2 separate regions of the Homo sapiens genome follow, and region 2 is linked to region 1. The links are chromatin contacts, found by Hi-C or POLR2A ChIA-PET in ENCODE. All regions are on one chromosome and are shown on one strand. The core of a region is the stretch at or near the end of the contact, and the rest is flanking DNA. Distances in the headings are between cores, read along the strand shown. Region 1 holds the start of EPHX3 (epoxide hydrolase 3). Region 2 overlaps BRD4 (bromodomain containing 4).

Region 1 (3,315 bases), core at 341-2,840:
GCCCCTGATGTGTTGACAGGTATACAGAGAATTGAAAACACAGACACATGTCCCTGCCCCCTTGCACATAAGTACATCCCAGTGTCCCGGACTCCCACACACACCTTGGTACACCGACATGGGGGCACCACTGACCACAACCATCCGCTCGACCAGGGATGGGTAGTAGATGGAGAAATGCCAGGCAAGGAGGGCACCCCAGTCATGGGCCACAAGGATGCACTTCGAGTAACCTGTGGGAATTCAAGGAGCTCGCATAAGTGAGGTGCCCAGTAGGACTGAAGCAGGGATGGGGGAAGTAGGTTCCAGCAAGGAGAAAGCGGGGGTATGCGTGTGTGCAGGATGAGGGAGGCCACGCCTAGGATGGGGGTATGTCTGCACCCAGGCCTAGGATGACATCTTTGATGTCCACCAGCAGCAGGTCGATTGTGTAGCAGTCCACATCCCGAGGTGCATCCGAGGGGCCATAGCCTCGCAAGTCCACAGCCACAACATGGAAGCGGCTCTGGAACTCCCGGAGCTGGTAACGCCAGGAGAACCTGCCAGGCGGGCGAGGGAGGGAGGCTGAGTCAGGGCCCTCAGGTTGCACCTGCACCCTACGCACATCAGCAACCATTGGCAAACCCTCCTTCCTGCTCTAAACTTCCCCTAAAAGGAGGATGGGGAATCCCAGGCAGAGGCAGAGGCTGAGGCTGAAGCCAGCTACACCCTGAATCCAGGGAACTTCAATCAACCTCAATACCCCTTTGTCCTGTCCCTTCAGGGCCTAGGGATCCTGGGTATGCTGGCTCAGTACCCCTATCCCCATCTATGTTCAGCTTGTCCCGATCTATACAGCCCTCCTCCCTGCCTCTTGGGAGCCCAAGCTCCACCTGCCCCCGAGTCCCGTGGGCCTCAGGCCCCTGGCCCCAGACGTACCAGTTCTCAGGGAAGCCGTGCAGAAACAGCATGAGGGGTCCGTTACCTCGTCCAGCCGAGACATAGTGCAGACGCAGGCCCGAGCTCTAGGGGGAGGGCACAGCCTGAAGCCTGGGGAACCCTCTCTCCCGAGGCTTGAACCGTCTCGACCCCACGCGACCCCGCAGCCCCGATAGCGCCCCCGTGCGATCACCTTGAGGTTCAGGAAACCGTGCTCACCCAGCGAGGGGTCGCTCAGGCAGGCGGGGGACGCGCTCCGACGGCGCCCGCAGCAGCCGCGCCGGGGCCGGCACAGCACGTGCGTGAGCGCTATGCAGCCGTAGACCGCCGCGGCCACCAGCGCCACCGAGAACACCAGGCTCCACATGAAGGCGCGCAGCAGCTTCAGCGACAGGCGCGACGGCGCCAGCAGCGCGGTCACCACCAGCTCCGGCATGTCGCCGCGCTCCGGGACCACGGCGGCGCTGCCGGCCAGGGGCACCTGCAGCAGCGGCGAAGCGGTGTCAGGGCTCAGGGGCCCATCGCCCTTGGCCTGGGGCCCCTCCGTGCCGTCGGGATTTGTGGGACGCGCTGAAGGAAGAGGCGGGCGGCTCCGACAGAAAACAGCCAGAGCGCACCACTCACCTGAGTGCCAGGTAAACACCTGGGCGCGACAGGGACAGGAAACAAGGGTAGGGTGCGGAGGCTGGGGAGGAAGAGGTTGGAAAGGGGGGAAATAAATGGGCGGGGCCTAGCAGGTCCTGTGCGGGGCTTAGGGCCGGGGCGGGGCCCAGGAAGACTCAGCAGCGGGTGGGTGAGGGTCTAAAGGCGGCAATTCCGGGCCGGGTGCGGTGGCTCACGCCTGTAATCCCAGCACTTTGGTAGGCCGAGGCGGGCGGATCACCTGAGATCAAGAGCTCGAGACCAGCCTGGGCAACGTGGTGAAACCCCGTCTCTACTAAAAATACAAAAATTAGCTGGGCGTGGTGGCGGGCGCCTGTAGTCCCAGCTACTTGGGAGGCTGAGGCAGGAGAATCGCTTGAACCCGGGACGTGGAGGTTGCAGTGAGCTGAGATCGCGCCACTGTACTCCAGCCTGGGTCACAACAGGGAAACTCCGTCTCAAAAAAGAAAAAAAAAAAAGGCAATTCCGAGCCCAGACAAACCTTAAGGAGGGGATCCTGGATCTTCAGTTAAGTGGGCGACACCTGGAGTGAGGGGCGGGGCATATGCAGAGTAGGTGCGGCCTACAAGCCAAAAAGGAGAAAGAGTTGGAATGGTGGGCCTGGCTTATGCGGGTGGGCGGGGAGAGGGTGGATCCTAGAGGAGGTGAGGCCTAACATTGGGCGAAGAAGGCGGGAGCCTGGGCCAATGAGCTGACGGTAGGCCGGGGAGGGGGCGGTGGGGTGGGGTGGGCAATGGGCAATGAGACGGAGGGCGGGGCCGGGACCTAATATGGCGGGTCAGGAGGGTCTGGAAGACGAAGAAGAGGGACAGGCAATGCCAGGTCTAGGACTAGGAGGGAGGCGCGGGCGGTATTAGCGGCTGGAGGAGGCTTCGGGAGGCCCGGCCGACGGCCGCCGCCTGGTGCTACCCACCCAGGGGCGCGCGACCCTCCCTTCGGTCTGGCTCCAAAGACCTAGCAGCACTGACTTCACCCAGCTGTGGTTCCAACGGCGGGTCCAGCGGCCTCGGCCCGGCGCCGTCCTCCTGCTGGCCCAACAGGCCCGCCAGCCCGCCCCTGTACGTCTGTGATTGGACGGCGGCGGCCACTGATGTTCAAGCGACAGGTCCTGGCCCGGGAGCCAATCTGCAGGTGTTGAGGCCCAGGCTCCGAGAGCGGGCCGAGGAGGCGTGGATACCCTGATTCCTAGGGGGCAGGCCTGGTTCCCCCGAGGAGGACCCGGCCTATGAATGACTGGAGTTCTGGGGTTCTGGCCGAAAGAGGAAGTGGGACAGGGCCGGGTGTGATGGGGCCTAGAGTCACAGAGCCTTGCGGCCCTGCTGTCCCTGCAAGAAGCCAGCTTCTGGCCAGGCGCGGTGGCTCACGCCTGTAATCCCAGCACTTTGGGAGGCCGAGGCGGGCGGATCACGAGGTCAGGAGATCGAGACCATCCTAACATGGTGAAACCCTGTCTCTACTAAAAATACAAAAAATTAGCCAGGCGTGGTGGCGGGCGCCTGTAGTCCCAGCTACTAGGGAGGCTGAGGCAGGAGAACGGCGTGAACCCAGGAGGCGGAGGTTGCAGTGAGCTGAGATTGCGCCACTGCACTCCAGCCAGGGCGACAGAGCGAGACTCCGTCTCAAAAAAAAAAAAAAAAGCAGCCAGCTTCTTCCTCCTATTTTGCAACCTTCTCCCGATATCCTTGAACATTTTAGGGACAGCCATCACTTAACCATAGAGCAACCCTATTAAGT
Region 2 (3,214 bases), core at 296-2,795, 54 kb after region 1:
GTTTGCCCCTAATTCCACCTAACTTCCACAAAGTAAATAACCCACAGAAGTCAAGCAGCCCAACTCTTACACTGACAGGCGAGTACATGGAGGTGCTGGAGAGAAAAGACACAGAGCATGCCTCATCTCCTCACTGTGCACACCCTTCCTCCTCTCTCCAGCCCCTGCAGGCAGCAGCCACTCACAGAGCAGCCCTGGGTGCTGTGCCACAAGGGAGCCTTGGATGCAGCCAAGTTGGCATCTTGCAGACTCAAGAGTCCATCACACAACCTAAGTTCACTCCCCTGCAGATGTGGCCAGCTTGTCCTCTGAGTCCACTGAGGAGTAACAGCCACTTAACTGGTAAGGAATTTTCAGACCAATAGAAACCAAAACCCAGGGCAGCGACTATCACACTCGTATGGAACCTGTGGCAGTCCCTAGGAACGCCTCACCACCTTTCTACTAAAAATCTGATTAAGTTCAGGAGTTCAGGCCCAGCCTGGGCAACATGGCAAAACCGTGTCTCTACCAAAAATACAAAAGATTAGCCAGGCTTGGTGGTGCACGCCTGTGGTCCCAGCTACTCTGCCCAGCTCCAGCTACTTGGGAGGCCAAGGAGGGAGGATCGCTTGAGCCTGGGAGACAGAGGTTGCTGTGAGCCGAAATCACACCACTGCACTCCAACTTGGGTGACAGAGTGAGACCCCATCTCAAAAAAAGAAAAAAAAATCTAAGGATGTAGAAATAAGGTGCATCACACATAAATAAAGCCTTAGACTAGGGTCTAGCATACAGAATGAAAAAATTTTAAAAAGTGCACATCCCTGAGTAGAAAAGAGATGGCAAGATAACATAAAACTTTGGCTAATTTTTATTACTACTTTTTACATTTGTTTTTCCCAACTCCCTGAAATACCATCAACATAGTTATCAATCAGGAACTAAAGGGAAAAAATACTTTAAGGAGGACTTAAATGGCCAGGGGTGGGTGGGGGCACGAAGCACAGCAGGAGAGACACCTGGCTTAGTTAGGATGGTGCCCACTCTGAGTTTAGTAACTGCTTTAGGAGGCGTGTGTGAGGAGAGCCAGAGAGCAACATGCTGGCAGCATGAGACCCACTGGCCTTCCCTAGCTCCCTAAGTTATTCCCAGGTTCTCCCAGATGCCATGCTAGGCTTGCCTCGTCCAGGGAGGGAGCCACCTCAAGGAGGTGCCCCATTACCCTCTCCTAAGTCCCAATACCCTCCCACCAATTCTTCCCACGCCTCTGTCCTATGGACCTAAGGCCAAAAGCCAGACAAAGGGGGACAAAGGTCTTTCCTCAGGTATCCAGTAACACAAATCAGTCCAGTCCCCTCCACCCCGAGCAGATGAGAAAAGGAGCATAGCCCCTCCCCTGCACCGGCCTAACATGGAGGAGCCAACACAGTGCTGCAGCAAGACCATAATCAGGCACCGTGGTACTCACAGGCTGGAGGCCTTATTAGCACAGAAGACGAGAAAGAGACTTCAGCAGCAGAGACAGGGAAGTAATAGGGACATCAGGTGGAGGGCATGGGAGAGGAAGGTGGCTGCTGCACGGAGGAAGTGAAACTCCATACTTGCACATCTGCGCATGTCCAACAGAAATACAATGTGGCTACTCATGCCATTTTAAAATTTCTAGGAGCCACATTAACAGAGAAAGCAGGTATGCTTACCCAAAATACCATTTCGACATATAAACGTGTAACATTTTTTTCCTTACTAAATCTGTGAAATCTAAGTGTGCATGCCCCACAGTCACAGCACAATTCAGGTGCTAAATTTTCACCCAAAATATGTGATCTGTATTTAGATTCCATAAAACTTGCAGCTGAAAAAGTAGATTCACATACCCGAGGTGTCCCCAACATATCTGGATGTTTTTCACTAACTAAACTGAGCATCAGCTTTGAAAATTAATTAGAATTTGATTAAAGTAAAAATTCATTTCCTCGGTAGCACTAGCCACATTTTTTGATGCTCAAGAGCCACGTGGGGTTAGTGCTGACCTCACTGTGAAAATCTAAGAGGTTTCACTGGCTAGGAGGCCAAGGGCAGGCATTTTAGGAACTCTGCTCTGGGGCCACAGGGATGGGGAATACTACACATTCAGGCTGGTTAGACCCCAGTCAGTTTCCACACCTACCACTTTTATCACCCACAGATCCACCTGTGCTTTAAATCAACCTGCTCAACTAAAATATATCTATTTAAAAGAAAACATTAACATAGCATTAGTATTAACACATCACCTGTGTGAATGGGGGAAACATATGGGAAATCTCAACACAGGATACAATCATTGTTGAGTTTCCTGTATGCAAAAAAATGTTTATGCGGTTTTAGAGGACAGTGCCTTTATTCTTTTTTTTTTTAAGACACAGTAAAAACTTTAATAATCTTATTTTTATTATGGTAAAATATATGTAACATAAAACTTACCACTTTAACCATTTTTTACTGTATAGTTTGGTGACATTAAGTGCATTCACGCTACTATGCAATCACTATCTAGCTCCAGAACTTTTTAATTTATGTATTTATTTTCTTTAAAGATGGGGTCTTGCTATGTTGCTCAGGCTGGTCTCAAACTCCTGGGCTCAAGCAATATTCCTGCCTCAGTCTCCCAAAGTGCTGGGACTACAGATGAGCCACCACAACTGGGCGTTTCAGAACGCTTTCACCTTGTAAAACAAACTCTGTAACCCATATATCCACTAAACACTAACTCCCAATCCCTGCCTCTGGCAACCACCATTCTACTTTCTGTCTCTGTGGAAGTGACTCCTATAGGTACCCAGCGTGAGTGAAACCACAAAGTATTTGTCTTTTTGTGGTTGTCGTATTTCACTTGGCATAACGTCTTCTAGGTTCATCCACATTGTAGCACCTCTGAATTTCTTTTTTTTTTTTGAGACAGTCTCCCTTTGTCGCCCAAGCTGGAGTGCAGTGGTACGATCTAGGCTCATTGCAACCTCCACCTCCTGGGTTCGGCGATTCTTGTGCCTCAGCCTCCCGAGTAGCTGGGACTACAGACACGTGCCACCACGTCTGGCTAATTTCTGTATTTTTAGTAGGGACTGGGTTTCACCAACTTGGTCAGGCTGATCTCAAACTCCTGACTTAGATGATCTGCCCACCTCGGCCTCCCAAAGTGCTGGGATTACAGGTGTGAGCCACTGTACCTGGCCTGAATTTCATTCCTTCT

Evidence for each region. Hi-C counts contacts between places; a loop is a spot of excess contacts on that map. ChIA-PET counts read pairs that join two places held with the same protein, here RNA polymerase II (POLR2A). Pooled maps may share reads with other maps.
Region 2: a loop to region 1 is called in a pooled map, with 2.4 times the contacts of the local background. The contact joins the enhancer-like site here to the promoter of EPHX3 in region 1. A Hi-C loop is called at or near these places in 1 of 168 maps with a recorded cell type or tissue (G401), 2 of 37 single-sample maps with no recorded cell type and 6 of 50 pooled maps. POLR2A ChIA-PET finds 5 or more read pairs at or near these places in 9 of 52 experiments (BJ, GM10248, H1 and 4 more).

Annotation. Positions count from the first base shown.
Region 1 is chr19:15,230,858-15,234,172 of GRCh38, forward strand. EPHX3 (epoxide hydrolase 3) reads right to left here and starts at 1,591. Exons shown (of 7, transcript NM_024794.3): 1 at 1,112-1,591; 2 at 919-1,004; 3 at 382-539; 4 at 105-233. The coding sequence starts at 1,354. RefSeq lists an enhancer at 1,341-1,842 and a silencer at 2,181-2,340.
Region 2 is chr19:15,284,871-15,288,084 of GRCh38, forward strand. The region is part of intron 1 of BRD4 (bromodomain containing 4); the gene reads right to left. Among named protein-coding and RNA genes, the nearest start is that of BRD4, 46 kb to the right of the region's middle. RefSeq lists an enhancer at 1,271-1,320. Within about 2 kb of position 1,546, at least 5 of the 41 ENCODE cell types and tissues checked have a DNase peak (open chromatin) inside an H3K27ac peak, as active enhancers do.